6 separate regions of the Homo sapiens genome follow, and all the other regions are linked to region 1. The links are chromatin contacts, found by Hi-C or POLR2A ChIA-PET in ENCODE. All regions are on one chromosome and are shown on one strand. The core of a region is the stretch at or near the end of the contact, and the rest is flanking DNA. Distances in the headings are between cores, read along the strand shown.

Evidence for each region. A loop is a pair of places that touch in the nucleus more often than their neighbours do. ChIA-PET counts read pairs that join two places held with the same protein, here RNA polymerase II (POLR2A). Pooled maps may share reads with other maps.
Region 2: a pooled map shows a loop between it and region 1 (10-fold over the local background). The contact joins two enhancer-like sites. A Hi-C loop is called at or near these places in 1 of 37 single-sample maps with no recorded cell type and 8 of 50 pooled maps. POLR2A ChIA-PET finds 5 or more read pairs at or near these places in 1 of 52 experiments (endothelial cell of umbilical vein).
Region 3: a pooled map shows a loop between it and region 1 (9-fold over the local background). The contact joins two enhancer-like sites. A Hi-C loop is called at or near these places in 1 of 37 single-sample maps with no recorded cell type and 8 of 50 pooled maps. POLR2A ChIA-PET finds 5 or more read pairs at or near these places in 1 of 52 experiments (activated CD4-positive, alpha-beta T cell).
Region 4: a loop to region 1 is called in a pooled map, with 4 times the contacts of the local background. The contact joins the promoter of NDUFA12 here to the enhancer-like site in region 1. A Hi-C loop is called at or near these places in 1 of 37 single-sample maps with no recorded cell type and 5 of 50 pooled maps. POLR2A ChIA-PET finds 5 or more read pairs at or near these places in 1 of 52 experiments (MCF 10A).
Region 5: a pooled map shows a loop between it and region 1 (4-fold over the local background). The contact joins two enhancer-like sites. A Hi-C loop is called at or near these places in 1 of 37 single-sample maps with no recorded cell type and 6 of 50 pooled maps. POLR2A ChIA-PET finds 5 or more read pairs at or near these places in 1 of 52 experiments (B cell).
Region 6: a pooled map shows a loop between it and region 1 (5-fold over the local background). The contact joins two enhancer-like sites. A Hi-C loop is called at or near these places in 5 of 50 pooled maps. POLR2A ChIA-PET finds 5 or more read pairs at or near these places in 2 of 52 experiments (activated B cell and common myeloid progenitor, CD34-positive).

Annotation. Positions count from the first base shown.
Region 1 is chr12:94,619,265-94,623,911 of GRCh38, reverse strand. The region is part of intron 1 of TMCC3 (transmembrane and coiled-coil domain family 3); the gene reads left to right. Among named protein-coding and RNA genes, the nearest start is that of TMCC3, 29 kb to the left of the region's middle. RefSeq lists enhancers at 1,870-2,189, 2,530-2,649. Within about 2 kb of position 2,076, at least 13 of the 41 ENCODE cell types and tissues checked have a DNase peak (open chromatin) inside an H3K27ac peak, as active enhancers do; they include B cell and endothelial cell of umbilical vein, where a contact is called at or near this core.
Region 2 is chr12:95,101,127-95,105,773 of GRCh38, reverse strand. FGD6 (FYVE, RhoGEF and PH domain containing 6) reads left to right here. Exons shown (of 21, transcript NM_018351.4): 14 at 688-767. Among named protein-coding and RNA genes, the nearest start is that of NR2C1, 30 kb to the right of the region's middle. Within about 2 kb of position 2,458, at least 4 of the 41 ENCODE cell types and tissues checked have a DNase peak (open chromatin) inside an H3K27ac peak, as active enhancers do; they include endothelial cell of umbilical vein, where a contact is called at or near this core.
Region 3 is chr12:94,206,789-94,211,435 of GRCh38, reverse strand. PLXNC1 (plexin C1) reads right to left here. Exons shown (of 31, transcript NM_005761.3): 5 at 1,732-1,846. Among named protein-coding and RNA genes, the nearest start is that of PLXNC1-AS1, 33 kb to the right of the region's middle. RefSeq lists enhancers at 2,728-2,987, 3,638-3,707. Within about 2 kb of position 2,660, at least 12 of the 41 ENCODE cell types and tissues checked have a DNase peak (open chromatin) inside an H3K27ac peak, as active enhancers do.
Region 4 is chr12:95,001,231-95,005,877 of GRCh38, reverse strand. It overlaps NDUFA12 (NADH:ubiquinone oxidoreductase subunit A12), which reads left to right and starts at 2,181. Exons shown (of 4, transcript NM_018838.5): 1 at 2,181-2,283; 2 at 3,057-3,139. The coding sequence starts at 2,198. RefSeq lists enhancers at 2,059-2,458, 1,923-2,550.
Region 5 is chr12:94,255,670-94,260,316 of GRCh38, reverse strand. PLXNC1 (plexin C1) reads right to left here. Exons shown (of 31, transcript NM_005761.3): 18 at 942-980; 19 at 583-707. Among named protein-coding and RNA genes, the nearest start is that of PLXNC1-AS1, 82 kb to the right of the region's middle. Within about 2 kb of position 2,161, at least 2 of the 41 ENCODE cell types and tissues checked have a DNase peak (open chromatin) inside an H3K27ac peak, as active enhancers do; they include B cell, where a contact is called at or near this core.
Region 6 is chr12:94,938,942-94,943,588 of GRCh38, reverse strand. No RefSeq gene overlaps it. Among named protein-coding and RNA genes, the nearest start is that of NDUFA12, 62 kb to the left of the region's middle. RefSeq lists a silencer at 1,985-2,034. Within about 2 kb of position 1,973, at least 4 of the 41 ENCODE cell types and tissues checked have a DNase peak (open chromatin) inside an H3K27ac peak, as active enhancers do.

The DNA of each region.
Region 1 (4,647 bases), core at 827-3,326:
GCTGGTTGTCCAAAACCAGGTTGGAGAAACTGTTGTGGTTTGCATGGCTTGACTTTTACTTTGCCGATGGTACTGCACATGAAAAGGCCACCCAGAGCTTCCTGGTCCTCCCCACCATGAGGTCCAGGGTTGGAAGGCTCTGGGCCGTGGCCCAACCTCTGGAAGGGTGTAATGGGTGCCTAGCCCACACGTGTTTCCTTAGGCAAGTAGCCAGGGCATTTATTCGGGATTCCCCCAAGGGGTAGCTGGTGTTGTATAGACGTGGTGGTAGTTGTACGTGGGTGTAGCCAGACTGGCCCCTGTGCCGGTAAAGATGGACACCGTGCTCTCTTTACAGCCAAGCTTTACAGGCTGTGAATTCGCTCCTGAAGAATAAGAAGCATAACAAAATGTACAACACCTGTGAGAGCAGAAATAAGTGCTGGTTGAATGAAGGAATAGCTCTGGCTTTGGGAGCCAGGCAGCATTCTAGCCTGGTAGCTTGAACAAGCTGCTTAAGTACTTAAGCTTTCTGAGCCTTGGTCCCTCATCTGCCAAACAGAGGTGGCATTGCCTCAGTTACAGGGTCCTGACGTGATGACGTAAAAGTGCCCAGCTCATGGTAGGCACTCAACAAATGTTAATTCTCTTCCCTTAAGTAGCTCTGCTCAGTCCACTCTGCTTAGTCTCAGATTTTTTTTTTTTTTCCTGCAGATTTAGTCCAGGTCCAGAACACAGGATTGATTGTATTGTTTAGAATATCTTTTCTTTTCAGAGAAATAATGAGCTCTTGGCAACATTAAGTATTGATGGAAATGAATATTGCAATTTGGCAGCTGCTGATTGACACATGTTTGCTAAACAGCTACTCAAATTTCAGAAAGCTTGCCTAGAAGAAGAAGAAAAGTAAGATATCCCAAGAATATTTTTTACCTTCTTTGCCTAGGTATTTATTTGTAAAATCATTTTCTTTGGAAAGTTCCAGCTGAAACATGAGCTAGCTTTGGCTGAAGAGTTCAGGTGAGCCTACATAAAAGATTAAACTTCAGTAAATACAGAAGTGTTGAGGTTTTTTTGGAGCCTCTTTGCCTTGTAATTTTTTTTTTTTTTTTAAGAAAGAGCTGGTCTTTTGGTCACTGGGTCTTTTTTTATATCTGCAGGGAAGTCATAGTAACAGGCTCCGTGTCTGATTGGGTTCCATGGCAACAAAGGGTTGTGACTTTATTAAAGGAGAGTTGAGCATGCCAAGAAAGATAAAAATCAGAGTATGGAAAATGTCCGACCAGATGAATGTGTTTTTTGGATCACATGTGCCCTGGACTAGAAAGGTTTCCTGAGTCGACATCAGTCTCCATTACAGATTTGAATCGCACTGGGTTATCATTAAGGTCATAGGGATCAGTGCTTATTTTAAAAAAGAAATCCATCTACTTCTTTGCTTTTACCCATTCATTCTTCCTTTTTTAATGTCTCGGTATATTTACAAAAATCAAAACAGTGATGGTAAGTACCTAACAAGAGAGGATTCTGGCTTTTCAAGGGAGAAAAGAAATATAACATATTCTTTGTGGAACTGATTATAGCTGTATGTTGTGAGATCGTGTGGGAGGGCCAATTAGAGGCAATTATATCTCGATTGAACTCTCCCTGAATTAAAGCTTGCTGGATGCTTTCCAAGCTTGGGGGGTTTGGTTTCCCATCCATGTTTCTCTTTGATGGGTTTGGAGATCCTGGTTTCAGGCCATGGGTGTGGAGTACTCCTCTCTCCCAAAAGTAAGGAGCAGGCTGTTGCCATAACCAAAAGTGTGTGGTAATTAGAGGTCTTTTGCTGAAGGTACTAATATTTGACCAAGAAATGGTGTGATCCGAAAACTTTGAATTGTCCTGTGTTCCCGCTTCACCTGGTTGTTAACTGTGTGGGGCTGGGTTTACTTTTCTATGAAATGTACAATTGTATATTTCTCCTACTGATACTGAAAGTGAAAGAATTCCGAGGGCAGGTTGACGTTGGACACTTTACCATGTCAGTCATCCTTTAAACCAGTGGTGCGTTCTGACATGCCCCTGGGTTCAGGCTTTATTAATCACTTGGGGCCTCTTCCTGGTGAATCAGAAACTGCACAGATACTGGGGCTCTCATGATTACACATAATATAACAAGCAGTATTGGTCTAAGAGGGAAGAATTAGCTCACCAGGTTTCACAGCTCCCAGCTATCATTAATCAGCTATAAGTCCTTGGTGAAATCACTTAAACTTCTTGGGCCTTGATTTCCTTATCTTAAAATGAGTTTGACCTAAATTGGTGTTTCCTAACTTTCCTGTTTAGATAAAGAACCTGGGGTACTGCAGAACCTCCAGTAGAGATTTCCTGATTCACTGGTCTGGGGAGTGGGAAAGATCACTGGGGCTCCATCCACTCTTAACAATTTGGTGTTCGGGATATACTGATCTAGCTCAATAGTTTCAAACTACTTGGACATAAGAATGGGGTGGAGGTGGGAGGTAGAAAGGCGGCTGTCAGATGCACAGTCCAGGTTCTGTCCCTGAGATTGCCTGAAGCTGTAGCTTGAGAAACACCAGCCCCAAAGGCTCTTCCACATACTGGTCCTCACTTCCTCGAAGGAGCCAGAAGAGCTGTGTCAACTGAGAGAGCCTGGTGGGTTTGCTTACCCGCAGTGTTAACTCTAAACCCCATATCAGTGTTTGAGAAAGTTACTTATTTTAAAATCTTAGAGTACTGCAATAGTTTGTTCATAGAATTCTCTGTGCTGTGTTTCTTTTGGATAACACAGCGTTTTCTAAGCATGGTTACTTTAGGTGTGCACGAGGCAATGCCAGCCACATCCAAATTACCTGTGGAGCTTGTTAAAAAATATACAGAAGATTCAATGTGTCCTTCATAGGGCCTGGGCATCAATCTTGCTTAAGACCTGAAGGATTTTGTGTTCTTTTTAAGGTTTAGGGCAAAACCTTACAAACTGACCCTACCCTAATTTCCTCAGTGAAATCGACTTTAAGTATAAACACGCATGTTTAGCACAAGGGGAATGGTTTACATTGAGCCACTTAGATTGTAGAAGAGTCAGCAACACATAAAGTGCCTTAGAGAAAAATACCCTGACCTGGTTAATGATTAAACCATTAACTGCTAAAGCAGACCCATTCTAATGTATATCTGGTCTATACAGTTTCTATTTGTGCCTAGTTTTTCTAGTTCGTGTTTAGCAAAGATTAAGTGATATTGTTTAATGAAGTGTTTAGTAGCTCTAAATGATAAAGGTTCACATTTTTTTCTATTAAGTAGCTTAAGTGTGAATTCATTTGAAAAAAAAAAAATTCCACAGGCCCTGCACAGTAGCTCATGCCTGTAATCCCAGCACTTTGGGAGGCCGAGGCAGATGGATCACCTGAGGTCAGGAGTTCAAGACTAGCCTGGCCAACATGGTGAAACCCTGTCTCTACTAAAAATACAAAAATTAGCTGGGCATGGTGGTGGGCTCCTGTGATCCCAGCTACTCGGGAGGCTGAGGCAGGAGAACCGCTTAAACTTGGGAGGCGAAGGTTGCAGTGAGCCGAGATCGCGCCATTACACTCCAGCCTGGGCGACAGAGCAAGACTCTGTCTCAAAAAAAAAATAATAATTATTAAAAAAAAAAAATTTCCACAGTACTAAAGGGCTTAAAGCAAAATTAAAGTGTCTTTTTCCAGCTTCTTGTCCTTTTCCCCAGAGATAGCAATGATAATAATGTTATGTTTCTTTTTTTTTCTTGAGACAGTCTCGCTTTTGTTGCCCAGGCTGGAGTGCAATGGCACTATCTTGGCTCGCCGCAACCTCCGCCTTCCGGGTTCAAGCGATTCTTCTGCCTCAGCCTCCCCAGTAGCTGTGATTACATGCACCCGCCACCACGCCCAGCTAATTTTGCATTTTTAGTAGAGACAGGGTTTCTCCATGTTGGTCAAGCTGGTCTCGAACTCCCGACCTCAGGTTATCCACCTGCCTCGGCCTCCTGAAGTGTTGGGACTATAGGCGTGAGCTACTGCGCCTGGCTGCAATGTTATGTTTCTTATGTGTCTTTACAGAAATAGTCTTGACACAAAATATACATATCTATTATTTATTTAACCAGTCGCCTATTGATATGCGATTTAAGTTCCTCCCAGGATGATGTTTTTTCATGTTTCTTTTGCTTTGTAATACTGTATTGAAAACTTGTGTACATTTTTCTCTATAACCATATTTAGATAAATTTCCAAAAGCAAAACTGTTAGGTCAAAGGGCATGTGCCTTTTAAATGAGAATAGAGGCAAACACATTGTCCTCCCAAAGGTTGCACCAATTTGTAGGATAAATCTTTTATTTTCAGAAGGATTCCTGGGCTCAGCTGAGTCTGATGCAGCAGGCAGCTATCCATGTCTACTAACCACAGGAAACTCAGGGGCCTCTGCCTGGAGGAATGACATGAGCTATGAGAAAGAGGAGAATGTAAAAGGTGTTTAAAGAGTTCAGAGAGAGAAAAAGCTAGGGACTGGCTTAGTAGGGAATCCTGAATTTACAAGGAGAGTGCTTTGGGTCATAGGTTGCAGGTCCTGATCTGGGTTTTGAAGAAAGTAAGGCAGCCCTGGGGCATAAGGTAATAGTGAGAAAATCCTGCTCTAGATCAGGCAA
Region 2 (4,647 bases), core at 1,209-3,708, 480 kb before region 1:
GAGATTACAGGCGTGAGCCACTGCGCCCTGCCTGTTTATGCATTTGATTATTCATTCATGTAGTCATTTGTTCACTCATGCATTAATGTATTCATAGGATATTTATTGAGAACTACTATAAACAAAACAGTAATGGGTTTGGTGGAAGATATGAAGATAAGTTGAAGCATGATTCTTATTGTCTTTCCTCCCCCAGGGACTTAGCAACTAGTTGGGAAGACAGTACACTACACGTAAATACCTATAAAGTAGACAGTAATAAATATCACTATAAAGGCACAATTACAGTTTTGGGAATTCAGAAAATAAAGAACTTGCAGTGTTTGATGGTCATGGTGGGGACTGGCCTGTAGCTTTTGAGAGCAGCTAGGAAAGAAGGAGAAAGAGGAGGAAGAGCCAGTGGACCTTAAAGTATAGGTCACATTTGGCCATGCTGAGATGTAAGGGAAAGGCATTCCAGGTGGAGGGCATACTGTGAGCAAAGTCCTGGAGGTGGGAAAGGTGGGCTGGTGTGTGGGCTTTTCAATTCATCTGAAGCATAGAGTAGATGAAGGAGAACAGCAGTAGAGAAAGCTGGATAGGAAGATTGGTTGTGGATGTAAGCAGCCAGGGCCATTGGACAACTTCAGCTCATTGATATGGTTTTCAGTAGGATGAGTCGGCTCAAATTGTTGTGCTTTCTTCCAGGTCAGAAAACCTACCCAAGAAGCCTATCAGAATGAATTAAAGATTGAAAGTGTAGAACGTTCCTTCATTCTCTCAGCCAGGTAAATTTTTTCTTCTTCTTTTTTTTTTTTTTTTTCTCATTCTGAGTCTGCTTGCTAGGGAATGTCAGGAAAATTTTGGTTTTTGGTTTTTTTTGAGACAGCATCTCACTCTGTCACCCAGGCTGGAATGCAGTGGCACAATCACGGCTCACTGCAGCCTCCACCTCCATGGCCCAAGCAGTTCTCCCACCTCAGCCTCTTGAGTAGCTGGGACCACAGGCATGCACTACCATACCCGGCTAACTTTAAAAATATTTTTTTGTATGCCAGGTGTGGTAGCTCACCCCTGTAATACCAGGACTTCGGGAGGCTGAGCTGGGCAGATCACTTGAGGTCAGGAGTTTGAGACCAGCCTAGCTAACATGAACATGATTAAACCCCATCTCTACTAACAATACAAAAATTAGCCAAGTATGGTGGCAGGCACCTGTAGTCCCAGCTACTCAGGAGGCTGAGGCAGGAGAATTGCTTGAACCCAGGAGGCGGAGGTTGCAGTGAGCGAAGATCCCACCACTGCACTCCAGCCTAGGTGACAGAGAGAGATTCTGTCTCAAAAAAAAAAATTTTTTTTTTAGAGATGGGGTCTCCATATGTTCCCCAGGCTGATCTTGAACTCCTGAGCTCATGCAATCTTCCCACCTTAGCTTCCCAAAGTGCTGAGATTACAGGTGTGAGTCACTGTGCCGGCCTATTTTTAAGAATACATAAACATAGATTTTTGTGAGTATAACAGGGAAAGATATTGCCAACACTTTTTGCACTTAGGTTAGCTACTGACTTTTTGTTCTTCTTTTTCTTCTTTCCCAATACCGTGCAGTTTTACTCTTGATTTACCATGCAAGGAAGTGGCTGAGAGCAGAGGCAACAGTATGCTAGAAGCACAGAGATTAAAATGTTCTTCTGAATAGAATAACAATGGTGAAAGTGCTTTGCTGATCATTTTTTAAGTGGCTATTTCAAATTGTTTTTAAGAACAACTAGTGCTTTATAGGTTATTAGGAAATTTGTAGGTGTCACTTAAAGGTTCTAACAAACCTATGAGGTAGGTGTAATCTCCTTCTAAAAATTAGGAAACTAAATTACAGAAAAATGGAGTTGCTGTCTTACGGATACATATTTGACACAGCCAGGATGCAAATCGAAGTCTTTTGCTTTTAAGTCCATTGTTATGGGCTGGGTGCAGTAGCTTACGCCTGTAATCAAGCACTTTGGGAGGCCAAGGCGGGTGGATCACCTGAGGTCAGGAGTTTGAGACCAGCCTGGCCAACATGGTGAAACCCCATCTCTACTAAAAATACAAAAAAATTAGCCAGACATGGTGGCATGTGCCTATGATCCCAGCTACTTGGGAGGCTGAGGCAGGAGAATCACTTGAACCTGGGTGGTGGAGGTTGCAGTGAACCGAGATCACTCCACTGCACTCCAGCCTGGGTGATAGAGCAAGACTCCATCTCAGAAAGAATGGAGGGAGGGCGGGAAAAGAAATCCATTATTATTTATGATACCACCTTGCCCCAGACCGGAACCTGCAGTGACTTAATATGTTGCCATAATGTAATTCAAGTGCTGAGGAAACCTGAAACTCTATGACTCATAAAAATACATTACTGAGTTACTGACTGAGTGGCGGAAGTGGGTATTTGGGAAGGTTTGACTGGTGAAGGGAGAGATGCCAATAGTCATAGCATGCTCCACTGCACAATCTAAATAATGAGACACTGTCTTCTCAGACCTAACCTTTGATCTAATAAAAATAGAAGCAAACGCTTTTGTAACACTTACTGTATGCCAGGCACCATCATAAAGACTTTATGTGTAGTACTTCGTTTCATCTTCACAGCAACCTGTAAGGCAAGTTGTCGTTATTATACCCATTCTATGCTGAGAAAAGCCACTCAGCTATACTAGCAGAGCCAGGATTTGAAACCAGGCAGTCTGTTTCCAATTGTCCATACCACTGAAATCAACTAGGATCTTAGGAGCAGGTGGAGTAGTGGCCAGAATCATTTATTACTCTGCATCAGTCACAGTGCTCATGTTTCGTTTTATATTTATTTTCTCTTTTAAGTTCTATGATAACTTTGTGGGGTGGATATTATCTTGATCTTCCAGATTAGAAAAATGGAGGCTCAGAGAGGTTCAATAACACATCTAAGGTTACACGAGTAGTAAGCAGTGGAGCTGTGATTTGAACCTAGGTGTTTCTGACAACCTTTATAATTTTGCTTACGTCCATGAATGTCAAGGACTCAAACCAAATGTCTGACTTCCCAAAATCAGAGGACCACAAGAGTCATCCTGGGGTGTGCTACTCCTCTGAAATGCAATGGCTACTGCTGCCTGACATACAGGATGACAGGAGAAGACAAATACCTGTGTCTAGGGTTTGTCAAATGCTTCGCAGCTAGCAGTCAGAACAAGCAAATTTCTTGGGGGTACCTGAAGCATCCACCAGATACCAATATTTAGAGAGTGCAGGTAAACTCTCAATCACTTAGCATTGTGACTTTTTCTTTTCTTTTCCTTTATTGTTGTTGTGTTTTTTTTTTTTTTTTTTTTTTTTGAGAAAGGGTCTCGCTCTGTCACCCAGGCTGGAGTGCAGTGGCACGATCTCGGCTGACTGCAGCCCCCGCCTCCCGGCTTCAAGCGATCCTTGTGCCTCAGCCTCCCAAGAAGCTGGGACTACAGGCATGCGCCACCATGCCCAGCTAAGTTTTTAATTTTTAGTAGAGACAGGGTTTCACCATGTTGCCCAGGCTGGTCTTAAACTCCTGACCTCAAGTGATCCACCCACCTCACCCTCCCAAAGTGCTGGGATTACAGGCGTGAGTCACCACGTCTGGCCATCTTTTTTAATTTTAAGATAGAGATGACCTTTCACCATATTGGCCAGGCTGGTCTTGAACTCCTGACCTCAGGTGATCCACCCCCACTCAGCCTCCCAAAGTGCTACAGGCAGGATTGTGTTCAGCCCTTTTTTCGTTTTTGAGGGATAGAGGAGTTTGAACAAAAGTTCAGAGAACAAGGCCGGTGCTAAGTGGCTCATGCCTGTAATCCCAGCACTTTGGGAGGCCGAGGCGGGTGGATCACAAAATCAGGAGATCGAGACCATCCTGGCCAACGTGGGGAAACCCCGTCTCTACTAAAAATACAAAAATTAGCCGGGTGTGGTGGCGCTTATCTGTAGTCCCAGCTACTCGGGAGACTGAGGCAGGAGAATTGCTTGAACCCAGGAAGTGGAGGTTGCAGTGAGCCGAGATCGCACCACTGCACTCCAACCTGGCAACAGAGTGAGGCTCCATCTCAAAAAAAAAAAAAAAAAAAAGAAAGTTCAAAGAACATTAAGACCATGTATATCATGTTCCCAGTGAGTGCTTGAGCTTGGTTCTTAAAATCAAGAGGTTATTTTCAAAATTCCAAGGCAGAAATGCCTATAGAAAAGTCAAGTTTTAATTGCACTTCTATTTCCCAAGTAAAAATGAGCCTTGGTGAAAAACAGTAATCTATTTTATTAAGATTAAATCATTCAAGAAATTATAGTGAATGTTTCTTTCCTTGGTTGTTAGGTGAATATCTGGATGTTCATGATTTCCAGATCAGTACCAGACAGGTGTAATGAACAGCTCTGATCAAGATTTATATTTCTGTGACTTTTTTCTTTTTTGTGACAGAGTCTCGCTCTGTTGCCCAGGAGTGCAGTGACGCGATCTTGGCTCACTGCAACCTCCACCTCCCGGGTTCGAGCAATTCTTCTGCCCTAGCCTTCCGAGTCACTGGGACTACAGGGGTGCGCCGCCATGCCCGGCTAATTTTTTTTTTTTTTTTGTATTTTTAGTAGAGATGGGGTTTCACCATGTTGGCCAGGCTGGTCTTGAACTCC
Region 3 (4,647 bases), core at 1,411-3,910, 410 kb after region 1:
GCAATAGGGTAGGAAATATTTTGAAATAATGTGATCAAGAGATAGAATCAGATGGCTTATCAACACTATTAAAATAATTAGTCCGAAGTTGGTTTCAAAGGATAGCTTTAGTCAAATTACGAACTTCTTATCTTCTTTGAGAGTGGTGGTGAGCTGGAGAGAGTGAGGCAGTGGCTGTGTGGGAAGTCTCTGGGAAGATTAGGGTAAACCACAGTGGGACTTAGGGCGAGGAAGAAAACACCAGTGGTCGTTTGGGTGGTAAGCAGTTTTGAAATGTACCAGACCAGATATAAACAGTGATTAATTTGTAATAGTGAGCCCCTAGCTAGGTACGGAAGTTGTATAAGCAGCACTTTTAATTTAATGAACAAGCTACTTCCTCCCACTACATTTAGCTGAAGTATTATCCTTAAATTTTTATAAATAACATAAGAAAAAAAATCTTCCAGAATTTTAACCACTTATCAGAGTCCTGGGTATATTCAAGGATTATGGTATTCTACTTTCTACTATTCTCTATTAGCGCCAAATTTGGCTATTTTTCAGACTGATGAGAGAAATTAGAATTTGGATATACCTATGTTTAGATGCCTAAGAATCTTTTCCACCAAATCTATTCACTCTGATTCAGGACTGGTAGAAGTTTGTATGAAAGTTATTATTATTATTTTTTTTCTCCAGGAAGACAACAGAAAGTGACAACAGCCAAATAACTTTAAATCTGTTCGTTCTGATCAGTTACAACTTAGAAGCTTGATTATTTTATTATTTATCACTCATTAAATACTTTGGCTCTCCTTTATTAAATGTTAAATCATCGTAAGTGGTAAAGTTCTTGCTATTTCTCTGAAATGGCAAAGTGTAAGGGAAAAGAGAAAGTGGCCCATTTCCTTGTTAATATGGCATTCAAACAGAACACAGTGAGCTCAACAGACAGGTCAGCTGGCTGCTGTACAGTTATTCATAACAGAGGACTCTGTACAATTATTCATAACACAAGAGCCGTCATTAGGGAGAAAATGCCTCCTTATAGCACCACTGAGACTGCAAGGCAGGAATTCCCTTTTTCCGTAGGGCACGGTTGGCGTGTGCATTTGAAAATGCTTAAATATGCTCCTTGCTCCCTTCTCTCATCCAATGACAGGACTGATGTGTTGTCAAGAGTGGTGCTGCCATAGCAAGGGTCCACTGGCTTTCCAAAGGACCTCACTTGCAATGGTCACTGCCCATGTTGGTCTTCTCTCCATCGCTACCAAGACTGTTGGAAGCTATGTTCATAAGATGGTTACTGGGGAAGCCTCAACACATTAGGATAAGGGACCATTACACTAAACAAAATTCTGCAATTAAGCCACCTTTAAGGTATCTCGTTGACCATGAATCTGAACCTCTTTTTTCTTTATTTTCAAAAGCAATATGTATTTCTACAACATTAGAAGTCCAACTTTTCTTCCAGTTCAACCATTGAGGGTCATCTTCAGCTCCACAAGACGACAAACTCCATGAGAGCAGGCCCATGATGTGACTTGGTTACCGCTGTATCCCCAGCACCTTGCAGAGTGGATGGCATCTGGTGGGCACTCAATATTCGTTAATGAGTGCTAAATGAATGGAGTGCTATCACTAAGCATGTTTGATTGCTAATGGATATTTTACACACAGAAGAAATTTAGCATCCGCTGTGCAAAATGAGACAATACAACGAGGACAAATTAAAATCTTTCCTCTTACCTTTTCTTTACTGCTTCGAATTATCTGAATTTTAGGGCACTTTTTTGCTCCAGACGAAATATCCAGCCAGTTTTCTAAGTTCTCTGAATGTACACAATCTCCTTGAAAAGTGCACCTAAAAAAACGAGGCAACAAAACAGCGACCCCATACGTGTGTTAGTTAAAACAGCGACCCCATACGTGCATTAGTTAAAACTTTCTTATACTTGGCTTCAGTACAAAATGCCAGACCTTGTACAGTGGATTATTGATTTGAGCGAGAATAGGAACATGATGCTAAAACCATGAAAAGCAACAAGAAAACAGCAGAGCATTTTTTTCCATCATGTCTAGGAGCAAAGAACAAATGTAGACAACATGGTGAACTTCGACTCCTGAGCCATCTCTCAAGATGACATCGCCAAATATATCTGAAACACATCCTCCCATGGATTCTGAAATAGGGAGCTCCCTTTTAGAAATGCCTAGCAAAGAACAGCTCAAGGAAGAGTTCACATATTGTATAAATTTTAGGTTTGCTATTCATTCTCAGAATATCAACCTATTGTGTAACTTGATTTTGTTTAAAAATAATAACAAAGTTACTATTTTGTGCTTTGCAGTATGATAATTAAATAGAAAAATTTCAAGGGCAGAGTCTGCCTAAGAATTTGATAAGACATTCCATAACCATCTGCTACATACCATTTATTTAGACAGATACCAAATTATATCAAAAGATATAGGTGAAACATTTTTCCAGGGCCATTTTCCCAAGTCAGCCAGCTCAGAGGCTGACCCAGATAAGTCTTAAGCTGTGGCCAGGGCCAACTACTTTGATAAAGAGATGCTCAGAAGCTGAGTGGTGAGATCACTGGCTTGCTTGATGTGTCAGTCACTCTAGGTCACACTAACTTGGGAACCCTTGCCTCACCAGACGGGGCACCAACCTGGCAAGAAGAACAAATACCAACAGCACGTTATCGCCAAAGGGTGTTGGACTCCACAGATATTCCATTGAATAGCATCAAGGAAAGAACGAAATATTTCTAGTACTACACCTCCTCAAGGCTGAAGATTAAAATGCAGGGGTGGTAAACCAGTGATGGTGAATTTTTAAAAGAAACTGAAAACACATGAATCATGAGATTGAAAAGCAACCAAATGATGACCACATTCAGCTACGGGGAGTCCCGGAGGGGATCCGAGCGGAATGAGGAATGGATGGGCCCAAACAGTGTATTTGGCTTCCTAAAGGTTTTATTTTTTCTCCTTTCTCTACTCTCTCTCTCTTTCAATTCTTAAGAATTTAGGCCTCATGGCTTCATCTTTGAGCTCTGTGTTAATTTGAATATGGCAAAAATAGAACAGGAAGTCAGTGAGTTTCACTAAACGTCATCCCCAAGCACAATACCTTTAGCATGTCACCGGCTTCTGACATTTGGGGAACCCTGCTCCCAATAAGCACATCTGTGTTCCACCTCCCACTACATCTGTGTCAGTTTCTTCTCCAACATTATAACCATGGGGATTTTCATCGGCAATTCTCCAAAGCCATAAATTTATCTGACCCTTGATGGCTAGCTCATCCGTCAAAGACATTAAGTTCAAATTAAACCGCCTGTCAATGTCAGAGAGAGTTTGCAACGGAGAGACAAGCACTGCTGGATTGAAAAACAGAATGACGAAGCTGGTTCTTTCGGTTGTATCTGAAATAGATCATGACTGTCAAAAACTCCCTGCCTCTCATGGGCACTCCGGTTTGTGTAAGGCACTTCCTCTGCCTATAAGAAAAAAAAAAATAAGCCAATTCCGAAGAGACTGGAGTACAAATATTTTTGTTGGCTCTTAATGCTGCCTGGGAGTCAAAGCCTAAGGCTGCCAAAAAAACAAGTGTAAAATATTTCATACAAATAGTGCTACAATTTGCCAATTTGTAGGCAGAAAACAGTAGTGCCACTGAGTTATCACTCCCTTTTCTGAACTCCTATAGCATTTCTTGTCAGAAGTACATATTTCGGTATTTAATCATATGCTGCCTCGAATTACAACTTAACTATTTCATAAGTCTATCTCAGTTCTCCCCAAGTAAGCTCTAAGCTCCTCAAAGAAGGGAGAAGGTCTTTAATATTTCTTTAGCAAATCCCTCAGTGTCTGGCAGCATGATATGCAAATACTAGGGTTTCAATAAATATTTTTGAATGAAAGGATGAAATATGAAATCTCTATAGGTCTTTTCTGTTGCTGATTTTTCTTTCTAGAGTTTTAATTCATGTCTGACTCCTCCTCATGCCAAAGAGACTATTTTTAAAACAAGCAAAAAGTTTAAATCTGGGGACAAATTGGGGGTGAGGTTTCCATTTTACTTTTTGAAAAAAAAAGGGAAAAGAAAGTATAAAATGAACCTTTCATTTTTTATTCTGCATAAGGCAAAAACAAAATCTAACCATGTTAAGCAACTAAACATAAATTCCTTGTTTTTATATATATATAAAAAAACAACCCACCACCTCTGAACTCCTATTCTTTGCCTCTCACCAGTACAAATAAAAAATGAAAAAATAAAAAGCAAACCATGACACCAAGTATGTATAACCAGATGGCCAGCCAACAACAGTATCTTATTACTTCTCAAATACTGCAGATTATAAAATCTTCATGACAGCATATTACTCATACATTTACATTTCTTACAGAGCAGATCTTATAGCTCCCATATTTTAGTAAACAAAGCTAGTTACTCTGAAATAATTCCTTTTGAAAGCTATCACTCTAATTCCTGCGTATCAACAAGAGCAACGGTCAAGTGCATAAACACTTGAGCCACTGCCCTAATTAAATTAAAATCTCATTGTCACACAGGACTCTTAGTGAGGCTGATTCTTCAGTGATGCACTCTCAGATAGGCTGATATCTTAATGGCTTCATTTCAATTTC
Region 4 (4,647 bases), core at 932-3,431, 380 kb before region 1:
CAACAACAAAAAACCCGATTCAAAAATGGGCAAAGGACTTGAATAAACATTTCTCCAAAGAAGATATACAAATGGCCAACAAGCATATGAAAACATGGTTAACATCAGTAATCAGGTAAATGCAAATCAAAACCACAATGAGGTATCACCTCATCATCCATTAGGATGCCCACTGTAAAAAACAAATGAACACAGGTTGGGCGTGGTGGTTCACGCCTGTAATCCCAGCACTTTGGGAGGCCAAGGCGGGTGGATCACCTGAGGTCAGGAGTTCAAGACCAGCTTGGCCAACATGGTGAAACCTCGTCTCTACTAAAAATACAAAAATTAGCCGGGGGTGGTGGTGGGCGCCTGTAATCCCAGCTACTCGGGAAGCTGAGGCAGGAGAATCGCTTGAACTTGGGAAGGGGAGGTTGCAGTGAGCCGAGATCGCACCGCTGCACGCCAGCCTGGGCAACAGAGTTAGACTCCGTCTCAGAACAAACAAACAAACATACAAACAAACACAGAAAATATGTAGTGTTGGTGAGGAGGTGGAGAAATTGGAACCTTTGTGCATTGTTGTTAGTAATGTAAAATGGTGATGCTGCCATGGAAAACAGTATGGGGATTCCTATAAAAATAAAAAATAAAATTTCCATATGATCTAGCAATCCACTTCTGGGTATATATCCAAAAGAACTGAAAACAGGATCTTAGAGATATCTGCACACCCGTGTTCACTGCAGCATTATTCACAATAGCCAAGAGGCGGAATCAGCAGAAATGTTTATGGACAGGTAACTGGGTGGCATATACATACAGTGGAATATTATTCAACATTTATAAAAAGAAGAAAATCCTGTCATATACTACACTATGGATGAGCCTTGTGGATATCATGCTAAGTGAAATAAGCCAGGTCCTAAAAGACAAACACCTCATGATTCTACTTATATGAAGTATCTAAAGTAGTTAAACTCTTAGAAACAGAAGTAGAATGGTGGTTGGCAGGGGATGGAGAAAGAGGAAAAAGTTGTTCCATGGATATAAAGTTTCTGTTTTGCAAGAAGAATAAGTTCTAGAGATCTGTTGCGCAACAATGTGCATGTGGTTAACACTACTGTACACTTAAAAATGGTTAAAATGGTAAATTTTATATTTTGTGTTTTTAACCACCACTACCAAAAAAAAAAAAAAAAAGCTAGGGAACTAAATTGTTATTTTGAAAACACACATAAGGGAAAGAATCGGCTGGGTGTGGTGGCTTACACCTGTAATCCCAGCATTTTGAGAGGCTGAGGCAGGAGGATCACTTGAGGCCAGAGTTCAAAACCAACCTGGGCAACATAACAAGATGCCCATCTCTAAAAAAAAAAAAATTAGCCAGGGGTGGTGGCACTTACTTAAATGGGAGGACTGCTTGAGCACAGGAGTTTGAGGCTGCAGTGAGCTATGATCACACCACTGTATTTCAGCCTGGGTGACAGAGAGCCTGTCTCTAAAATTAAAAAACAAAAAAAAAGTAAGAGAATCAAGCACCCATACTGCCTTTCCTACATTAATTGTATCTCAGGAGCCAAATAGTTGAAGGGAGGTTTCTCTTTGTAGAAGAATTGTGGTTAACAAATGAAGTAATATTGAAATTTTTTAGGCTCAAGCGATGCTCCCATCTAAGCCTCAGCCTACCGAGTAGCTGGGACTACGGGCACGCGCCACCACATCCAGCTAATTTTTAATTTTTTTTTTTTTTTTGTAGAGACAGAATTCTCGCTGTGTTGGCGAGGCTGGTCTCGAACTCCTGGGCTCAAACGATCCTCCCTACCCGGCCTCCCAAAGTGCTGGGATTACAACAGTGAGCCACCGCGCCCACCAGAGCCAATTATTTTTAGATGAGGAAACTGAAATTCCCAAAGGGGGAATCCCCGTGTGAGAAAGCCTCGTGTAGGTGAGCTTTCCAGCATATGCCCGCCTTCTAGATTTAACCTCTGAAAACTAAATTTTAAGGTACCTTTGCTTCCAGGGGAAACCAATTCTGCCTACTTGGGAAGCCAGAACATGACCGCGTAGGCAAGACCTAGCTCTGCGCACGCGCAGAGCCACCACGTCTGGCGTTCGCGTGAGAACCTTCTGGGCGTGGGCTTCCTGCGGCTGAGTGGCAGCTTCCATCCGGTGGGTTTTGCTCGGCGCACCCGGGAGGCGGGGCCAGCGAGGCAAGATGGAGTTAGTGCAGGTCCTGAAACGCGGGCTGCAGCAGATCACCGGCCACGGCGGTCTCCGAGGCTATCTACGGGTTTTTTTCAGGTAGGCGGCCAGAGCCATGCTCTTGGCCTCTGGGGCTGGACTTTCGCTGGCTGATTTCTTGGAAGGGGTCCCAGGCTCGGGTCACCTTGGAGAATCCACAGCTCTTGTCAAGGACAACCGCCCCAATCTCTGCCTTGCCACCCCCAGGCTGGTCTCTGTCCCATATATCCCCGATACAAGACCGAAGCTATCTGTAGAGTCAGAGCTGTGACTCGGAGGCAAGGGCATCTGGGCTCCCCTCTTTTCCCACGCCCTGGAGAGTAATGAGGATTACAAGACATTAACTCAGTGACCCTGGTAAAGTTTTTTTCCCTGCACTGCCGTACAGTTCCTTGTCTGTAAGGCGTTGAAGGTAATAATGATGGTCCCTTCTCTTCCTGACATTCACTGATCCCACGAGCAGCATAGTTTCGCAGAAACCTAAATGGAGACCCAGAGTGGAATGAAAGAGCCTGGAGACCTTCGTATCATTGTAAGAAGATGAAATACTTTGGCTTTTTGATTTCCTAAAGGTTTTGCTAATTCCAGTGCCTCCTGGCTGAGGGATAGTAGATACAAGTAGTCCTGTAATCTGAAGAGACTACATTTATATTTTTAGTGTAATTTGAGCACATCAGTTGTCAATTCATCTTTTCCCATCCCCAGCACTTCTTCATTTTGCTAGTTGATGCAGCAGCCCTTGTGTCTGAAAGTTGTTACTCTCACTTTATTTCCGTTTATGTTTTGAACTAAGAATCATTCTAAAATGTCTGTTTTCTTTTGGGTATTCACAGGACAAATGATGCGAAGGTTGGTACATTAGTGGGGGAAGACAAATATGGAAACAAATACTATGAAGACAACAAGCAATTTTTTGGTGAGTGCAGTATTTTTTAGTATGAATAATTGGATTGGGATTGGGATTTGATTTGAGTCTATTTTCCATATTATGCAATGAGCTTTTACAAAACACCTGGAAAAGGATGAAAAACTCAATAGAAAATGAAAAAAGATAATTTACAGAAAAAAGAAAAGTAAACAGCCAATGAAGGTATGGAAAAATGCTCATTCTCACTTGTAACAACAGAAATGCAACTTTAAAAACAGTGTTATATATTTTTCACCTATCAAATTTTGAAGTGTTTTTGTTCTTTTTTTTTTTTTTTTTTTTTTTTTTTGAGATGGAGTCTCTGTCGGCCAGGCTGGAGTGCAGTAGCGCGATCTCGGCTCACTGCAACCTCCACCTCCTGGGTTCCAGCGATTCTCCTGCCTCAGCCTGCCTGAGTAGTTGGGACCACAGGCGGGCGCCACCATGGCCGGCTAATTTTTGTATTTTTTAGTAGAGATGGGGTTTCACCATATTGGCCAGGCTGGTCTTGAACTCCTGACCTCGTGATCCACCCGCCTTGGCCCCCCAAAGTGCTGGGATTACAGGCGTGAGCCACTGCGTCCAGCCTTGAGTATTTTTCAAGCTGATAAATCCCAATGTGGGCAAAACCATATAAATATGTAGGTTAATGCAGTCTTTTTGGAGGGATAATTTGGTAACATTTGTAAAAATTTACATTGCACATATCCTTTGTCTCAGCACTTCCACTTTTAACAATTAATTCGGCTGGGCGCGGTGGCTCACGCCTGTAATCCCAGCACTTTGGGAGGCGGAGGCGGGCGGATCACGAGGTCAGGAGATCGAGAGCATCCTGCCCAACGTGGTGAAACCCAGTCGCTACTAAAAATACAAAAATTAGCTGGATGTGGTGGCGTGTGCCTGTAATCCCAGCTACCTGAGAGGCTGAAGCAGGAGAATCGCTTGAACCAGGGAGTCGGAAGTTGCAGTGAGCCCAGATCCCGCCACTCTACTCCAGTCTGGCAACAGAGCGAGACTCTTATCTCAAAAAAGAATTAATTCTACAAATATTCTTGCAAACCAACATACATCACAGCATTGTTTTATTATATTTTAAAAATTTATTTATTTATTTAATGTTGAGACAGGGTCTCGCTCTGTCACCCAGTCTAGAGTGCAGTGACTCGATCATGGCTCACTACAGCCTCAACTTTCTGGGCTCAAGCTGTCCTCCTACCTCAGCCACCCAAGTAGCTGGGATTACAGGCATGTGTCACCATGCCTGGCTAATTGTTTAAAAAAATTTTTTTTTGGAGAGACGAGGTCTTGCTATGTTTCTTAGGCTGGTCTTGAATTCCTGGGCTCAGGTGATCCTCCCACCTCAGCCTCCCAAAGTGCTGGAATTACAGATGTGAGTCACTGTGCCTGGCCACAGCATTTTTGTTTGTTTTTGTTGTTGTTATTTTGAGACAGGGTCTCACTGTCGCCTAGGCTGGAGGCAGTGGTGTGATCTTGACTCCCTGCAGCCGTGACCTCCT
Region 5 (4,647 bases), core at 912-3,411, 360 kb after region 1:
GGAGTCTAAAGCAGGCAGATCACCTGAGGTCAGGAGTTTGAGACCAGCCTGGGCAATATAGCAAGACCCCATCTCTACTACAACAACAACAAAACATTAGCTGGGTGTGGTGGCATGCACCTGTAGTTCCAGCTACTTGGGGAGGCTGAGGCAGGAGGGTAGCTTGAGCCCAGGAGGATGAGGCTGCAGTGACCTATGATCACACACTTCAGCCTGGGCCACAGAGTGAGACTCCAACAACAACAACAAAAAAATTGTGTTGGGGTGGTATGATCTAAAATGGAGAGAAGGCTGCATAAACTCCCAATCAAATAGCCTTTGGAAAAGTGCATGTTCTCAAGATACCAAGTTCAGATAGTGGTTTGGAAATAAAATATGGGACTCAGGTTTGATTTCTCTCTCTTTTTTTTTTTTTTTGTAGAGACAAGGTTTTGCTGTGTTGGTCAGGCTGGTCTTGAACTCCTGGCCTCAAGTGATTGCCTGCCTTGGCCTCCCAAAATGCTGGGATTACAGCCATGAGCCACCATGCCCGGCCTGATTTTTTCTTAAAGGCTTTTAAAACATCAAAGAATGGACTAATACCTGTCCTTCACAGAAAAGTTCTTCTGCTTTTCAAGGGTGTGGATGACAGTAACAAGAAAGCTTTTATTACAGATTAGGGCATCCAAAGCTGTGAGACTTTCATTCTTGTCGTTGGCGTCTCTGTTCTGATAAAAAGAAAAAAATATATAGTATAATACAAAATCATATATAAGTTTAAAGTTAGAAAGTAGACCCACAATGGGTTTTCCAAGACAATGAATTATTCAATATTGAATTCATGATCCAAAAAAAACCCACAATAAAAATTCAAAGTAATAATAATAGAGATGATAGTGATGATGATAACACTATGAACATCAGGCAGTCACTGGGCTAAAAATGAAAACGTAGAGACTTACATGCATATCTTCAGTGAAGATGTGGGTGAAGCCACCTGACTGAGAGGAAGGAGACACTTTTATTATTCATAACATCCAAAGGAAATGAAGAGTGTATTTTTGTTATAATACCCAAGTCCGTTTTAATAAAGTAGAGACACTATTTGCTAATCTGAAGCGCCCCTGGGTTTATGGTGGCTGCGTATTCTCTAATACATAATAAATAATTATTCAGCTTTCAAGAAACGCCACTGAATTCCGAAAGCCTCTAAGAATAATAATTATCATGGCATTAGTTCCAGGTTTGGTAGATGAAGGTATCATCCCACGTTTTAGAAGAAGTGATTTAAGAGTTAAAGAAGGGGTCATTGATGAAGATTATGCAAATATCAGACCCCTCTTCAAGCAATTTACCTTCTAAAGATAAAGACTAAATTACGTTGTTAAGTTTTACAAGTCTTACCTAAGTAGCATCTACTGTTTCAATACACAATGATATTGAAAGACAGGGGGTAGTTAAAAGCATAGAATCTGGACCAAACTACTTGGGTTCCAGTCCTGGTTTTAATCACATACTGGTCACATGACGTGGGATGTGTTACCTAACCTCTCTGTGTCTGACTTGCCTCATCTCTGAAATGGGGACAGTAATGGTTCCCACCTCAGAGGTTTAGTGTGAAAATAAAATGGGTGCAGAGTAAGTGCCCTGTGTCAGTTATCATTACTGGTTTTATTCCTAATTTATAGCAAACTAGACCACAATGCTATCACCCCACTGGTTTCTAAATGCTAGGTAGCTCTGGAATATAAAAAGGGTTTATAGTGTATCATCAATCTTATTAAAAATCAATGGTTAAACTTTAAAAGTATGTTAAGCAATACTTTAAGTCCACAGAATGAGACTCTAAACTCAAAACATTCAAGTTTTTCTTCTTTTTTGATAATAATAGAAACTTTGAGCTAATTTTATATCTTGTGAAGTAAATTTCTTCTGTAGAGAATTTTGCTTCATAGTTTCAAATCTGCAAGCCCAAGCAAAAGACCTGAAACTATTTTGGCCATATCCTCCCCTAGTAAAAAGCAAAAAAGCCCCAAAAAAACAAACCAAAAAAACCCCCAGACCCTAGGTTTGCATTTTCTGGTTCTTAATATTTTTCTGCTGAACCAACTTCATGTAAATAGACAGGAGAAACAGGTTGATTCTTAATCGTAAATACGGAAGTGCCGCCCTGGTTCTCTCTGTGTGTTTTTTTGTTTGTTTTGTTTTTTTGAGACGGAGTCTTGCTCTGTCGCCCGGGCAGGAGTGCAGTGGCGCGATCTCGGCTCACGGCAACCTCTGCCTCCCGGGTTCAAGCAATTCTTTATTTTTTTTTGAGACGGAATCTCCCTCTGTCGCCCAGGCTGGAGTGCAGTGGCGTGATCTCGGCTCACTGCAACCTCCGCCTCCCAGGTTCAAGCAATTCTTTTTATTTATTTATTATTTTTTTTGAGACAGAGTCTCGCTCTGTCGCCCAGGCTGGAGTGCAGTGTGGCGCTATCTCGGCTCACTGCAAGCTCCGCCTCCCAGGTTCACACCATTCTCCTGCCTCAGCCTCCCGAGTAGCTGGGACTACAGGCGCCCGCCACCATGCCTGGCTAATTTTTTTGTATTTTTAGTAGAGACGGGGTTTCACTGTGTTAGCCAGGATGGTCTTGATCTCGGGTTCAAGCAATTCTCTGCCTCAGCCTCCCGAGTAGCTGGGATTACAGGTGCACGCCACCATGCCTGGCTAATTGTGTATTTTTAGTACAGACGGGGTTTCACCATGTTGGCCAGGCTGGTCCCTAACTCCTGACCTCAAGTGATCCACCCGCCTCGGCCTCCCAAAGTGCTGGGATTACAGGCTTGAGCCACCGCGCCTGGACCCGTGGCTCTCTGAGTTTTAAGGCTGCTTCCTCCTTTCATTCAAATTTCCCTTTTCTTCAGCTTAGATCCTCTGCCTACCCTTATTTCTTCTCCTACTTTATGCAAAGCAAAGAAGAGTCAATAAAATAAAAAGCAAGGCTTTAAAAGCCAAAACCGACAGGCAGAGCAAAGAACCCTGGCCTCCTTTGAGAACCTACAATCTCCTCTGGATTTTGCCTGTTGCTTTTTTGTAGGTGCTGAACACCCAAATCCTACCCCCACAGCCCCCAACCTCCAGGCCTAGAGGATTCGGCTTCTGATCAATCCATAAAGAGCCTAATTAATACCAGGACTTATCTGCAGCCTGGAATGCATTTAAGTGGCATTGTCTTCTTACGATCTGTTTCCCTGTTCTATCTTTTCTTAATTATTATAAAATCAGTTTTGACTTAGGTCTTCTTGAAAGGGTTCTGACAAATTTATGCATGTTTTTTCCTGGGTTCTCTCCTTTAAACAACTTCTGACTTCAATTTTTATGACTTTCCCAGTTGTTTTTCAAGATTATACACAACACTGAGTTAAATCAGTTTGCCTCCTTTGCAACTATCTCTCTTCTCCTAAAATAAGGTAGCATTGTTCCTGGGATCTTTTTTTTTTTTTTTTTTTTGGAAACACTCAACTTGCAACAGTGTTCCTTTACATTCATTACTCTATCTTGTTCTTGATTACCAAATTTAGAAGATAAGAACATTTCTTTTTTCAGGCCACAGATTATTCAGCACTCAAGGGCAATCATTAACTGTAAAAGCCCACACAGCATTCATGTTGATAGTCAAAAATCTCCGTTATTTTATTGCTTTTAAATTCTTAATGGGGATCTCAGATAGCTCAGAAATAGGACTCGTGATGCAACCTTTGCAGAAGCCCCACACAGTCATCCTGATTCGGGGAATCGAATTCCTTTCCCCAGGCGGTGTTCTGCCATAGAAATGGATGAGGTGGCAAATGGTAGATCTCGGTGCCTCGGTACTCTTGGAGGATAAGTTAAAGGAAACAAACTTCACCAGCACAAAAAGCTGAAGTCTTATTTACAGCCTTCTTGATTTATAACACTAAGGCTTGGACCAAAAAATATGGCAGGTGTTTTATGGAGGCATTCCAACCTCCAGACCCCGCATTACATATCATGGTGTCCTCTTCTAAATTATAGAGAAACTGGAAATTGCTTACTGCATGTGTCTGGGTTTCTGAACTCTAGGCTTCTGGCCAATTGTTCCGGAGAAGCTTCTGGTAAGGTGATACAAACTCTCCTTTGGCCTGGAGAGATTTCAGCCGTTGCTTAGAAGTCTAGATTGAAATGTGATCATTGGTATTGATGTGTTTAAGAGGTTGGGCCTCTATGTGGTCATCATACCGCAAAAAAGAAGGGCAATATGGCAGAGCTGGGGTATCAGGACATGGCAGTGATGATACGCAGGATGAGTGTACCTCGCCAAAGACTTGGGAGGGTAAATGGAGAAGGCTGAGTGAGTGGGTGAGAAAATGGAGGCGTGAGAACATAGGTAAGACCAGCAACCCAAAAGGTTAAGTAGACGACTCCTCAGAGCCCTAGAACAAATGAATTAATCAGTTCGTGCATCTACGTCTACTAAATGAGGACAATACAAACTGACCAGCTAAAGAAAAACTACCAAAGAGAACCATAAGAACTCTACATGGCTAAAAATGCCTGTTTTCAACTCCAATTCCATCCATGTCTACTTTCCTCCCTTTTGACCAGTAGTATTTTTCCTTTCCAATTGAGAAGTAATAGTGAATAATCTAGTCACTGCAATGTAAGTC
Region 6 (4,647 bases), core at 724-3,223, 320 kb before region 1:
CCTCCAGTGCTCCCAGTAATGAGGTACTTCTTTAAATTCTTCTTCTTATTATTATTCTTTTTTTTTTGAGATGGAGTCTCGCTCTGTCACCAGGCTGGAGTGCAGTGGCACAATCTCTGCTCACTGCAACCTTTGCCTCCCAGGTTCAAGCGATTCTATTGCCTCAGCCTCCTAAGTAGCTGGGACTACAGGCGTGCGCCACCACACCCAACTAATTTTTGTATTTTTAGTAGAGCCAAGGTTTCACCATATTGGCCAGGATGGTCTCTATCTCTTGACCTCGTGATCTGCCTGCCTTGGCCTCCCAAAGTGCTGGGATTACAGGCATGAGCCACCACGCCTGGCCTACTTCTTTAAATTCTGTCACTTGACCAGCCTGGCCAACATGGTGAAATCCCGTCTCTACTAAAAATACAAAAATTAGCTGGCCTTAGTGGCAGGCACCCATAATCCCAGCTACTTGGGAGGCTGAGGCAGGAGAATTGCTTGAACCTGGGGGGTGGAGGTTGCAGTGAGCCGAGATCGCACCTCTTCACTCCAGCCTGGGTGACAGAGCAAAACTCAAAAAAAAAAAAAAAATCCTATCACTTCATCTTCCCATACGGAGCTTCTATTGCCATGATACCAGCAAGGAACTGTCTCAGAGAGGGTTAGATGACTTGCACAAGGCCACATAGCCACTAAGAAGTGATGGGGGCAGGATGTGGGCCCACATCTGCCTGGTTCTGAAGGCCTCTCTCTTTCTACCATGTTGCACAACTCAAGACGAGGTGGAAGAAACACCAAAAAAACCCACAATTTACAGTGCTGCCTCTTTTCTTCTTTGACTTGACCAACTTTAAACATCAACTCTCTAACACTTGTGGACAAACATTCACTAGCTACCATCCTTTCATTTGGGAAACCACTCTCTCCTGTGCCATCGGAATCCTGCTCTGCCATAAGGTGCCGGGGGCACCAACACCACCCCTCCCTCTTCCCACCTTGAGAGTGTGCATGCGACCTGGGCTGGCCGGATTATTTCTTCTGCAGTTCTCCACAATGGGTCCAGGAACGGGCAAGTGATCTGAATCGGGCCAGTCAGCCTCCTCCTTGAAACTTTGGTGGTACTCTGGGGACAGTCATTGCTCTGGGGTCATCATTCATTAGCACCGCAGTAGTCAGGAGCTGCAAGTGGCCACCTTAGTCATGTAGAATCTTATGGAAAATGAAGCCAAATAGAAGACAGCTATAAGGGATGGATGAAGAGAGAGACTAAAACAGACGCCAAATAGCATAATTTCAGCAGTGGAACCCAGTGACCCAGCCATTTATTTATTGGGTTGTTTGCTTAACATCTATCTCCTCACTAAGCTAGCTCCACAAGGGTAAGAATGATGTCTTCTGTGTTCACCACTGTCCCCACAGTGCCTCAGGCAGTGGCTGTCATGAAGTAGGTGCTCCCTACAGATATGGATGAGAGTATGGTTTCTACCAGCAGTGTCTGAGCTCACAGCATAATGATAATATTCCAGAGAAATCATCTCGGTCTCCAGCTTTTGGAATGAGCTGGCTGGGTACATGGGGCTTGATTAAAATTGGAGGAGACATAGTTAATCTTAGAGTCAACCTTATGACATAAGCCAAGTCCTTTTACAAAAACTAGGTTTCAATGGGTATGCATTGAAACTGGGCGGGGATAATGTGTTCTGGCTCTGTTCTTTAAAAGTGTGTATGATGTCTGAGGCCCTGTCATTTAATTTGATTCTAATATGTCTTTAAACATCCTGTCAGATTATAACCTGATTTATCACTCACTCAAGAGGCTAAAAATAGGAGGTGATACAAGAGGTTAACATCACTTAGCAGTGAGTGTTTTCTCAAAGGGACAGACATAGATCAGAGGAAGCACGTCATTCATTCCTATCCACAGGCTGGGCACGCCTGGTGCTTGGCAATTGTTTCAGAATGAAATGACTCTTGAGCTGAACGTGTCATCATTTGGGAGGGGCAGTCTGAGAGGGTTGCAGAAGATGCGATGACTGAAAATCTTCCTCCAGCCAGCCCCTGCTCAGCAGTCCCCAGGAGCCCGCAATGGTCCCCGATTGCTGGCTGCTCTTGGCTGGTTTCCAGGACAGCCGTTTACACAGTGGAATGAACCATGGGAATGGAAGAAAATTTGAAATTTCTTTTTTTTTTTTTTTTGGGAAAAACAGCTGATCTTGCATTGTGTTCCAGCTTCCCTCTTGGTAAAATAGAAATTGTTTACATTTCCCCCTTGGAGGCTGCTAAGCCCTTAGAGAGCCTCAGAGGAGGGGCAGTGTGAAAATAAAGGCTACAAATTCTTACAGTGCTGGCTAAAAAGAAGGCACTGACCTCTGACATCTCAAATTCAGGGAGCAGAATAAATGAAACAGCAACATGCTCACTCCAGGGTAGGCAGAGCACAGGACTGGAATTAGGGATGGAAGAAGGACATGAACATCTATGGAACATGTAACTGTGTGCTGGACACGGCATTAAGTATTACCTGCTGTTGTAGGCAGTGGGCTGCCCTAACAGGGTATCACAGGCTGGGTGGCTTATAAACAGCAGAAATTTATTTCTCAAAGTTCTGGAGACTGGAAGTCCAAGATCAGGGTGCCAGCATGGTTGGCTTCTGATGCAGGCTTTCTTCTTTTTTTGTGTGTGTTTTTTGAGATGGAGTTTCACTCTGTCGCACAGGCTGGCGTACAGTGCCGCAATCTCGGCTCGCTGCAACCTCTGCCTCCCAGGTTCAAGCGATTCTCCTGCCTCAGACTCCCACGTAGCTGGGACTATAGGCATGCGCCACCAGCTAATTTTGTATCTTTAGTAGAGACGGGTTTCAGCATGTTGGCCAGGCCGGTCTCGAACTCCTGACCTCAACTGATCCACTTGCCTTGGCCTCCCGAAGTTTTGGGATTACAGGCATGAGCCACCATCCCTGGCCTGATGGCAGGCTCTCTTATGAGTTGCAGACTGCCAACTTCTTGTATCCTTAGACGGCAGAATGGGGGCTAGAGCTTTCTGGGGCCTCTTTTATAAGGCACCAACCCCATTCATGAGGGCTCTGCTCTCATGACTTAATCACCTCCCAAAGGGCCCTACCTCCTAATACCATCACATTGGGGTTTAAATTTCAACATATGAATTCTGGGTGGGGTGGGGTGGGTGTCACAAATATCCAATCCATAGCACCTACTTACCTAATAGGAATTACCATGGTATATGGTGTTACCTTAAGTTGATATTAACCCATTCTATGAATGAATAAGCTGATTCTCAGGGAATTTAAGTAATTCCTAAGCCAGTAAGTGGAAGAAGCAGGATTCATCCTGAAGACTGGCTCCAAAGTCCCAATGTCTTTCCTCTCATTGTCATATCATTGCTACCTATACACATCAATAAGGCCTAAAAATGAGAATGAGCTTGCCTGAGTGTAACTGTGGCTCCAGGGCCCCTGCTTTAGCTAGGGAAGGGCATTTGATGAGAGGCTCTCGCTACTCTCTGGAGGTTAGATGGCTCCATTTCATGGACACTAACGTTTGGAAAGAAGCCAGACCTTCTCTTTTGTGCCCTCTGAGCTTCCTTTGGATATTTCAGAGCCTCCCCTCCTGCGGCCTCCAGCCCTCTTGGGCTTCACTCTGGCTATCCACTTAGGCTCTATCCCTTGCTTCTTCCTAAATACTATCTCTGTCTCCTACAAAACTTATTCACCTGGGGCCAGGCACGGAGGCTCACGCCTGTAATCCCAGCACTTTGGGAGGACGAGGCGGGCGAATCACCTGAGGCTGGGAGTTTGAGACCAGCCTGGCCAACGCGGTGAAACCTTATCTCTACTAAAAATACAAAAATTAGCCCGGCCTGGTGGCGGGTGCCTGTAATCGCAGCTACTCAAGAGGCTGCGGCCGGAGAATTGCTTGAACTCGGGAGGCGGAGGTTGCAGTGAGCAGAGATCACGCCACTGCACTCCAGCCTGGGTGACAGAGTGAGACTCCGTCTCAAAAACAAAAAACAAAAAACAAAAACTTATTCACCTGGATCTTCTTTCTTCGGGCCTTGGAAAGTCATTAACTTGCTTATCTGCTTAGCAAGCTAATTCATGCCAAAGTATTAATGATAAAAATGTGTAACACTTTTCTTGGAGCTATGGGCAGTGTTCAGTAAGTAGTCCCAGGCACTTGTTGTTTGGACAACATTGTGTCGCGTGCAGTAGGCCCTGGCATGAGCCTTCAGTCCTTTCTTATCAGAGGATTGGTGGATACCACAGGTAGTTGAAAGACATGTTTCTGTCCCCATCCTATGGAAATGTTTGCAGCAGGATTCTGTCTTGTGAATCTTCTGTTTTCCATGGTGTCTGAGGTTCACCACTCTTTCTGCAGTGGAGTGCCCACTTCCTTGCGCCCAGGACTTTATCATAATGACCAGCATGAGCTGGGCTCTGCCTACCGTGGCTCAGAGTTTAACTCTATGAAGAATCAGTATCATCTGTATTGCCAGAGACTCACTGCCATCATTCAGCCCCCTTGGGCTCTGCAGACACCAGCACCCTTATCCTGAGGACAGCTGTTCTCTCAGATCCATGTGCCCCTAGCAGGCCTGCTGCTTGGTGGCTCTCTCTGACCTGAGTGATGTGCTGGTGGAAAC